2 separate regions of the Homo sapiens genome follow, and region 1 is linked to region 2. A link is a contact called in ENCODE POLR2A ChIA-PET data. All regions are on one chromosome and are shown on one strand. The core of a region is the stretch at or near the end of the contact, and the rest is flanking DNA. Distances in the headings are between cores, read along the strand shown.

The links. ChIA-PET counts read pairs that join two places held with the same protein, here RNA polymerase II (POLR2A).
Region 1: POLR2A ChIA-PET joins it to region 2 with 12 read pairs in CD4-positive, alpha-beta T cell. The contact joins two enhancer-like sites. POLR2A ChIA-PET finds 5 or more read pairs at or near these places in 4 of 52 experiments (CD4-positive, alpha-beta T cell, H1, HepG2 and 1 more).

The regions. Positions count from the first base shown.
Region 1 is chr16:16,048,703-16,053,655 of GRCh38, reverse strand. It overlaps ABCC1 (ATP binding cassette subfamily C member 1 (ABCC1 blood group)), which reads right to left. Exons shown (of 31, transcript NM_004996.4): 11 at 840-932. Among named protein-coding and RNA genes, the nearest start is that of ABCC1, 100 kb to the right of the region's middle. Within about 2 kb of position 3,360, at least 6 of the 41 ENCODE cell types and tissues checked have a DNase peak (open chromatin) inside an H3K27ac peak, as active enhancers do.
Region 2 is chr16:15,917,930-15,922,932 of GRCh38, reverse strand. The region is part of intron 1 of LOC107984869 (a long non-coding RNA gene); the gene reads left to right. Among named protein-coding and RNA genes, the nearest start is that of ABCC1, 29 kb to the left of the region's middle. Within about 2 kb of position 2,737, at least 4 of the 41 ENCODE cell types and tissues checked have a DNase peak (open chromatin) inside an H3K27ac peak, as active enhancers do.

The DNA of each region.
Region 1 (4,953 bases), core at 2,111-4,610, 130 kb before region 2:
ATCACCACATGCAGCTAACTTTTCCATTTTTGGTAGAGACAGGTTTCACCATGTTTCCCAGGCTGGTCTTGAACTCCTAAGCTCAGGCGATCCACCCACCTTGGCCTCCCAAAATGCTGAAATTACAGGGGTGAGCCCGGCTTGATTTGGACTTTTTTATAATAAGAAACATCACTCTATTACTTGGGTATTCAAACTTTTTAAAATACAAAATATCTCCAAAAATAAAAAGCTGAAAGCCGGGCATGATGGCTCACACCTGTAATCCCAACACTTTGAGAGGCTGAGGCAACAGGATCACTTAAGCCCAGGAGTTTGAGACCAGCCTGGGCAACACAGCAAGGCCCCATTTTAGAAATTAATTATTTTAATTTAAATAAAGAGATTAACAGCATGTATCCTATAAGGTAAGAGCTAATAAGGGGGAAAAAAGTAGGGGGTAATTTGTACTCAACTCTTGAAAGCTGAGTCACACATACACATAATAAACAAGACCGTGGGAAACAAGGACTTTCTCAGAGGCTCACAGACCTTCTGATTCCAGTCACCGGCCTACAAGGTCTAACCATGTGTCAGGAGCTCTCAATCTTGGCTGCCCAATATAATGACCTGGGAAGCTTTAAAACATCTTGATGTCCAGACCCCACCCACAATAAGTGAATCAGAATCCCAGATATGCAGCCGGGGCATCAGCATTTGTTAAGGCTCCCCAAGTGAGTCCAACTGGCAGGCAAGGCTGAGAACCCCAGGGACAGAGCAGAAGGAACTGGACTAAAATCCTCATGGAGAGGCCTCTGCCTAGGGCCCGGCTTGGGGGCCCGCAGAGACACATGCCTTACCTGATACGTCTTGGTCTTCATCGCCATCACAGCATTGACGGGCACCATGAGGACCATCACCGCCACTCCAGCCAGGACGGAAGGGCCCAGATTCTAAGGAAGGAAAGGAGACTCTTCATCACTCACCAGACAGAAGAAAACAGGGCCCGTAACAGCTTCCCCGGTTGATCCATCCCACGTGGATGCTGCTGACCAAGTTCAGGGCAAGGTGTGTTACTTTTACCCCACAATAGGGTGTTAAGAGCCTGTGGTTTCATTCCTGAGCATCTCTCCAGGTCCTCCCAATCCCTTGAAGAATAAGCAGGTCCACGCTCCTTTCTCCCAAGCCCTTGGGGCCACATGAGTTTTGCAAATTACAACTGCAGGATTCTAATTTTTTTTTTTTTAGGAGATGAGGTCTCGCTATGTTGCCCAGGCTGCAGTACAGTGGCTATTTGCATCAGTGATCCTCCTACTTCAGCCTCCAAAGTAGCTGGGACTACAGGTAAGCATTAGGTCTTGCTACATTGCCCAGGCTGGTCTCCAACTCCTGGGCTCCAGCGATCCTCCCAATTCAGCCTCCCAAGTAGCTGTGACTAGTCACATCACCATGCCCAGCTAATTTTTTTGGTTTTTTGTAAGGACAAGGTCTCACTATGTTACTCAAACTGCTCTCGATCTCCTGGGCTCAAGTGATCCTCCCAACTCAGCCTCCCAAGTAGCTGTGACTACACTCACACCACCATGCCCAGCTATTTTTTTGATTTTTTGTAGAGACAAGGTCTCACTATGTTGCCTAAGCTGGTCTCAAACTCATGGGCTCAAGCGACTTTCCCACCTCTGCCTCCCAAGTAGCTGGGATTACAGGCGCGAGCCATCACACCCAGCTTAGATTTTTAGAAAGGTAATAAGGTAGTAAGCAGAAAAGTGTGAACACGACCACCTGATTGCTTTTCCTGCTTGAAGGCTGCTTACAAGTTTAGCCCTTGGCTAGTGTCTGCATACTTACAGGGTTTCCACCATTAACAGAATTGGGTAGAGTAGCTCAGTGTGCCTCAACTGTTTGTACAAACAATATGGTTTATGCTGAACACCGCTTTCCCTCTGGGAGTCTAGACTTTTGGTATGTGCCAAGCAAAGGCTGCTTATGTGACCTGCCCCTAATACAAACCCAGGAACTGAGCTCCTACCAAGCTTCCCTGGTTGGCAACATTTCACACACATAATCATCATGGTTGCCAGAGAATTAGTGAACCTGTGACTCTGCTGGGGACTCCTGGAAGCCTGCACCTGGCTTCTCTTGAACACCGCCCCATGTGTGCCTTAATTCCTTGCTAATTTTGCTGTATTAACTTATAGCCTTGTGGCCAGGTGCAGTGACTGACACCTGTAATCCCATCACTTTGGGAGGCCAAAGTGGTAAGATAGCTTGAGGGTAGAAGTTCGAGACCAGCCTGGGCAACACAGCAAGACCCCCATTTCTACAAAAAAATAAATAACTTAGCCAGGCATGGTGGCGTGCACCTGTAGTCCCCAGCTAGATGAGATGACAAAGTGGGAAGACTGCTTGAGGCCAAGAATTCAAGGCTGCAGTGAGCTATGATCGCACCACTGCACTCCAGCCTGGGCAACAGAGCAAGACTCTGTCCCTTAAAAAAACAAAAAAAACAATAACAAGAACAAAAAAAAAAGACAGCCCCCACAACAAAGAACTGTCTGGCCCCAAGTGTCAACAGTGCTGAGCTCAAGCAACTACCATCTAAAACAAAACGTGATGTTAGACAATTTTCTTAACGGTTCATAAACCAATCCTGAAGGCAGTTCTAGAACAAATGTTCCAAAAATATTTTTCCCATAGTAGCACTTTTACAAAAGTGGACTCCCCAAGACACCTGCTTGAAAAGACACTTTATTTAGATTTTTTTTTTCTTCTAGAGACAGGGTCTTGCCTTGTCACCCAGGTAGGAGTGCAGTGGTGTGATCCTAGCTTACTGCAGCCTCTGCACTCCTAGGCTCAAGCAATCCTCCTGCCTCAGCCTCCACGGTAGCTGGGACCACAGGTAGGCACCACCATGCCCAGCTAATTTTTTTTTTTTTTTTTTTTTTTTGTAGAGACAGGGTCTCACTATGTTGCCCAGGCTGGTCTCAAACTCCTGGCTTCAAGCAATCCTTCCACCTCAGCCTCCCAAAGTGCAGGGATTACAGGCGCATGCCACCTATATCTGTACCCAGCCTATTAGACAATTAAATTCTGGTGTTTTTTCTGAGTTTTATTATTAGAAACACTTTACTCACCTTCTGCTCTACAAATGTACAAAAAAAAACCAAACTACAGCCAAATAAACCAGTAATTTTTTCTTCTTCCTTTTTCTTTTTTTTGAGACAGAGTCTCGCTCTGTTGCCCAAGCTGGTATGCAGTGGTACAAACTCAGCTCAATACAACCTCCGCCTCCCGGATTCAGGCCATTCTCCTGCCTCAGCCACCCAAGTAGTTGAGATTATAGGCATACACCACCATGCCTGACTAATGTTTATATTTTTAGTAGAGACGGGGTTTTGCCATGTTGGCCAGGCTGCTCTCCTGGCCTCAGATGATCCACCCGCCTTGGCCTCCCAAAGTGTTCAGATCACAAGCATGAGCCATTTCGTCCAGCCCTTCTCTTTCAATAACAGATAATAATTTGAGCTGTGCCCATTATGCATCAGGCCCTGCTGGGGTTGTACCCACAGAAGACACAAAAGTCAGCTGCTATATGTCTGCAAGTAGCTAACATGTTACCCTTCAAAGAGGAGGCAGTACACTGAGCATGCAAAAAAAACAAAACAAAACTATTTCAGGGAGTGGGCTGGGCACGGTGGCTCACGCCTGTAATTCCAACACTTTGGGAGACCACAGAGGGTAGATCACCTGAGGCCAGGAGTTCAAGATCAGCCTAGCCAACATGATCAAACACTGTCTCTACTAAAAATACAAAAAAAAAAGAAAATTTAATGGGCGTGGTGGTGTAAGCCTGTAGTCCCAGCTACTCGGGAGACTGAGGTAGGAGAATTGCTTGAAGCTGGGAGGCAGAGGTTGCAGCGAGCCAAGATGGCACACCACACTCCAGCCTGGGCAACAGAGCGCGACTCCATGTCAAAACAAAAACAAAACAAAAAAAACTATTTCAGAAAGTATTATTAGATGAGTTCCTATACTAAAGTTATTGGGACTCAAAATTCAAAAGAAGAAGTCCATCTAATTGAGAAGGGAGGGTAAATCAATGGAAGTAGTGTTTGTTACAGCCTTGGGGGATGAGCAGGCTTTCATCAATTAGGAAGAAGGAAGGAAAGGTACGTGGCAAAGATCCAGAGGTAGCAAAGCACAAGGCATGTGTTGTGCTATGAGCCTCTTTGCTTATCATTTTATTTTGGGAACTCTCCCTCTCCACATGGAAGGGCTGTCAATCACATCTCTTCTGCCATGGGAGAGGACATGTGACCCAGGCTGGCCAATGAGAGAACTCTGCCTCCTGGGCCACAGTGATTGGTTCACGGGTGTGAATAGGACCAAGCCAGGCTAATCAGAGTGCTCTCTGAGACTGACTCTGGCTGTGCAGAGAAATGCTGCCTTGTCTTTTCTCTGGCACCTTTATCTATCAGGATGTTATCAGCCCAAAGCTACGGAGCCATGTAGGGAAGTACCACTGAGAATGATGTTAACTCAGAGGACAACAGGGCAGTGGGTGAAACTGAGTACTGACAACATTGCTTGATCTCCTGGATCAATCCACACCTGAAGCTAGTCCCCAGATTTCTGAGATACATGCAGCCCCAAAGTTCCCTCTATTTACTTAGGCTACTTTTTTTTTTTTTTGGAATTGGAGTTTCACTCTTGTTGCCCAGGCTGGAGTGCAATGGCCCAATCTCGGCTCACCGCAACCTCCGCCTTCCAGGTTCAAGCAATTCTCCTGTCTCAGCCTCCCAGGTAGCTGGCATTACAGGCATACACCACCACGCCCAGCTCATTTTGTATTTTTAGTAGAGACGGGGTTTCTCCACGTTGAGGCTGGTCTCGAACTCCTGATCTCAGGTGATCTGCCCGCCTCGGCCTCCCAAAGTGCTGGGATTACAGGCGTGAGCCTCTGCAACCGGCCAC
Region 2 (5,003 bases), core at 1,488-3,987:
AATGGCTGGATGCAGTGGCTCACGCCTGTAATCCCAGCACTTTGGGAGGCCAAGGCGGACAGATCACCTGATGTCAGCAGTTTGAGACCAGCCTGGCCAACATGGCGAAACCCTGTCTCTACTAAAAATACAGAAATTAGCTGGGCATGCATGGTGGTGCACACCTGTAGTCTGAGGTACTCGGGAGGCTGAGGCAAGAGAATTGCTTGAACCCGAGAGGCGGAGACTGCCTAAGAGTTAACATTATAATATATGTAATTAAAACTACTAAAGGAACAATTTTACATACAAAGGTAAAATTTAGTTTTTTAAACAAAATTTTCATGTAATATTAAAAAACAGTAAAAAAATGTTTCTTTGCAGGAGGGACAGATTCAGTTAGCCTCATACTGTCTTTATTGGGTCTTGTTTAAAACACTGAGTCTCACATCTGTTAAAAAATAAGTCTTTGCCTCTTGAAAATTTTTGAGTTATCGGCTGGGCGCGGTGGCTCACGCCTGTAATCCCAACACTTTGGGAGGCCAAGGCAGGTGGGTCCCTTGAGGTCGGGAGTTCGAGACCACCCTGGCCAACACAGTGAAACCCCATCTCTACTAAAAGTACAATAATTTGCTGGGCATGGTTGTGGGCACCTGTAATTCCAGCTACTCAGGAGGCTGAGGCAGGAGGATTGCTTGAACCCAGGAGGTGGAGGTTGCAGTGAGCTGAGATCACGCCACTGTACTCCAGACTGAGCGACAGAGAGAGACCCTGTCTCAAAAAAAAAAAAAAAAAAAAAAAAGTTGAAATCATACAAAGTACTTTTGGCCGGGTGCGGTGGCTCACACCTGTAATCCCAGCACTTTGGGAGGCCGAGGCAGGCGGATCACCTGAGGTCAGGAGTTTGAGACCAGCCTGGCCAACATGGTGAAACCGCATATCTATTAAAAATACAAAAAGTAGCTGGGTGTGGTGGCGGGTGCCTATAATCCCAGCTACTTGGGAGACTGAGGCAGGAGAATTGCTTGAACCCGGGAGGCGGAGGTTGCAGTGAGCTGAGATCAGGCCATTGCACTCCAGCCTGGGCGACAGAGTGAGACCCTGCCAAAAAAAAAAAAAAAAAGTAATTTCTTCAACCACAACAGAATAAAACTAGAAATCAACAAGAGAAAGAAAATTTTTAGATTCACAAATATACGATTATGTAGAAATTAACATAAACAATGAGTAAAATAAGACATCATAAAAAAATTTTTAAATATTTTGAGATGAATGAAAAAGCAGTACAACTTACCAAAACTTATGAGATGCAGCAAAGACAATGCTCAGAGGGAAATTTATAGCTGTAGTCACCTACATCAAAAATGAAAGAGGGTGGGCGCAGTGGCTCACGCCTGTAATCCCAGCACTTTGGGAGGCTGAGGCGGGTGGATCACCTGAGGTCAGGAGTTCAAGACCAGCCTGACCAACATGGAGAAACCCCATCTCCACTAAAAAGACAAAATTAGCTGGGCATGGTGGCACATGCCTGTAGTCCTTGCTACCTAGGAGGCTGAGGCAGGTGGATCACTCGAACCCATGAGGCGAAGGTTGTGGTGAGCTGAGATCGTGCCATTGCACTCCAGCCTAGGCAACAAGAGTGAAACTCCATCTCAAAAAAAAAAAAAAAAAAATGAACACTTGAGGCCAGGAGTTTGAGACCAGCCTCAGTAATATAGCGAGACCCTATCTGTATGAAAAATACAAATAAAAAATCTAGCCAGGCATCGTGGCACATGCCTGTGATCTCAGCTACTTGGGAGGCTGAGGCAGGAGGATCACTTGAGCCCAGGAGTTTGAGGCTGCAGTGAGCCATGATTGCACCACTACACTCCAGCTTGGACAACAGAGCAAGACCTTGTCTCAAGCAAAAAAAGAAAGACAGATCTCAAATAAATAATACATTCTTCCACCTTATGGGATTAGAAAAAGATCAAACTATGCCGAAAGCAAGCAGCAGCAAAAAAACAATAAAAATTACAGTGAAGATAAATAAAATATAGTATTCTATAAAAGCAATAGAGTCAACAAAACCAAAAACTGGTTCTTTAACAAATCAGCAAAATTGCTAAACTTTTGGAAATACTGATGCCCCCAGAAGAAGAATGGAGATGGCCCAAACCACTAAAATCAGGAACCAAAGATTACTACAACCCTTACAAAAATAAAAGATTATAAGAGAATACTATAAACAATGACATGTCAATTAATTGAATACACCTGGAAGAAATGTACAAATTTCTAGAAACACACAAATTACCAAGACTAACCCAAGAAAAACTAGGAAGTCGGAATAGATCTATAACAAGGAAAGAGATGGAATTGGTAACAATTTTTTAAAGTTCCGTAAGGAAAAGCTCAGGACCCGATGGCTCCATTGGTGAATTCTACCAGGTATTTGAATAATTAAGGCCAATTCTTATTAAAATCTTCCCAAAACTAGAAGAGGAGGCAACATTTCTGACCCACTCTATGAGGCCAGCATTACCCTGATACCAAAGCCACACAATGACATTACAGGAAAAGGAAACTATAGACCAATGTCCCTTATAAATATAGATGCAGAAATCCTAAAGAAAATACTAGCAAATCAAATCCAGCAGCATAGAAACATATTATACATATGTGTTAACAGATGAGACTTATCCCAAGAATGTAAGGGTGATTCATTATAAGAAAATCAGGGCAGGGCGCAGTGGCTCACAACTGTAGTCCCAGCTACTTGGCATGCTGAGGTGAGAGAATCACTTGAGCTGGGGAGGTTGAGGCTGCGGTGAACCATGTTTGTGCCACTGCACCCCACCCTGGGTGACAAAGTGAGACCCTGTCTCAAAAAAGAAAAAACTCAGCCAGGCACGGTAGTGCACGCCTGTATTCCCAGCACTTTTGGCAGACCGAGGCAGGTGGACCATTTGAGGTAAAGAGTTCAAGATCAGCCTGGCCAACACGGTGAAACCCCGTCTCTACTAAAAATACAAAAAATAAAAATAAATTAGCTGGGCGTGGTGACACACGCCTGTAATGCCAGGTGTTAGGGAGGCTGAGGTAGGAAAATTGCTTGAACCCAGGAGATGGAGGTTGCAGTGAGCCGAGATCATGCCACTGCACTCCAGCCTGGGAGACTGAGTGAGTCTCCATCTCAAAATAAGTAAATAAATAAATAAATAAATAAATAAATGTTATTCACAACATTAATAGAATTAAGGGATAATGTAGAAAACAGCCTTTGACAAAACCCAACACCTTTTCAGGATTTAAAACAAAACAAAACAAAACAACAACAACAACAACAAAGAATACTGAAATAATAAAGACCAGAAGAGAACTTCTTCAACAGGATAAAGGGCATATATAAAAAACTTACACCAGGCCAGGCAAGGTGACTCACTCCTGTAACCCCAGTACTTTGGGAAGATTGCTTGAGCCTAGAAGTTTGAGACCAGCCTGGGCAACATAGTGAGACGCTGGCTCTATTTATTTATTTATTTTTATTTATTTATTTTTTGAGACGGAGTCTCGCTCTGTCGCTCAGGCTGGAGTGCGGTGGCATGATCTCGTCTCACTGCAAGCTCCACCTCCTGGGTTCAGGCCATTCTCCTGCCTCAGCCTCCCGAGTATCTGGGACTACAGGCGCCCACCACCACGCCCGGCTAATTTTTTTTTTGTATTTTAGTAGAGATGGAGTTTCACTGTGTTAACCAGGATGGTCTCTATCTCCTGACCTCGTGATCCGCCTGCCTCGGCCTCCCAAAGTGCTGGGATTACAGGCTGAGCCAGCGTGCCCGGCCTGCTGTTTCTATTTATAGAAAGAAAGAAAAAGAAGGAAGAGAGAAAGAAGGAAGGAAGGAAGGAAGGAAAGAAGGAAGGAAGGAGAAAGAAAGAAAGGAAGAGACTTACACCATATGCAACAGTGAAAGGCTTACAAATTTAAAGATTTCCCCACAAAGACCAGGAACAACACAAGGATGCCTGCTTTTACCACCTCTTGTCGACATTGCACTTTAATGTTTTATTGATTGATTGATCTATTTTTTATTGATATATGAATGGATTTTTTTTCTTTTTTTATTATACTTTAACTTCTACAATACATTTGCACGACGTTGCACGACGTGCAGGTTTGTAACATAGGTATACATGTGCTATGTTGGTTTGCTGCACCCATCAACTCGACATTTACATTAGGTATTTGTCCTAATGCTCTCCCTCCCCGCCCCCACTACCCCCAACAGGCCCCAATATGTGAAGTTCCCTGCCCTGTGTCCATGTGTTTTCATTGTTCAATTCCCACCTATGAGTGAAACATGTGGTGGTTGGTTTTCTGACCTTGTGATAGTTTGCTAAGAATGACGGTTTCCAGCTGCATCCATGTCCTTGCAAAGGACATGAACTCATCCTTTTTTATGGCTGCATAGTATTCCGTGGTGTAGATGTGCCACATTCTCTTAATCCAGTCTATCATTAATGGACATTTGGGTGGCTCCAAGTCTTTGCTATTGTGAATAGTGGCACAATAAACATATGTGTGTATGTGTCTTTATAGTAGCATGATTTATAATCCTTTGGGTATATACCCAGTGAAGGGATTGCTGGGTCAAATGGTATTTCTGGTTCTAGATCCTTGAGGAATAGCCACACAGTGTGTGGCTATTAAGCAGAATGGTTGAACTAATTTACACTCCCACCAACAGTGTAAAAGCATTCCTATTTCTCCACACCCTCTCCAGCATCTGTCGTTTCCTCACTTTTTAATGATCACCGTTCGAACTGGCGTGAGATGGTATCTCATTGTGGTTTTGATTTGCATTTCTCTGATGACCAGTGATGATGAGCATTTTTTCATGTGTCTGTTGGCTGCATAAATGTCTTCTTTTGAGAAGTGTCTGTTCATATCCTTTGCCCACTTTTTGATGGGGTTGTTTGTTTTTTTCTTGTAAATTTGTTTAAGTTCTTTGTAGATTCTGAATACTAGCCCTTTGTCAAAT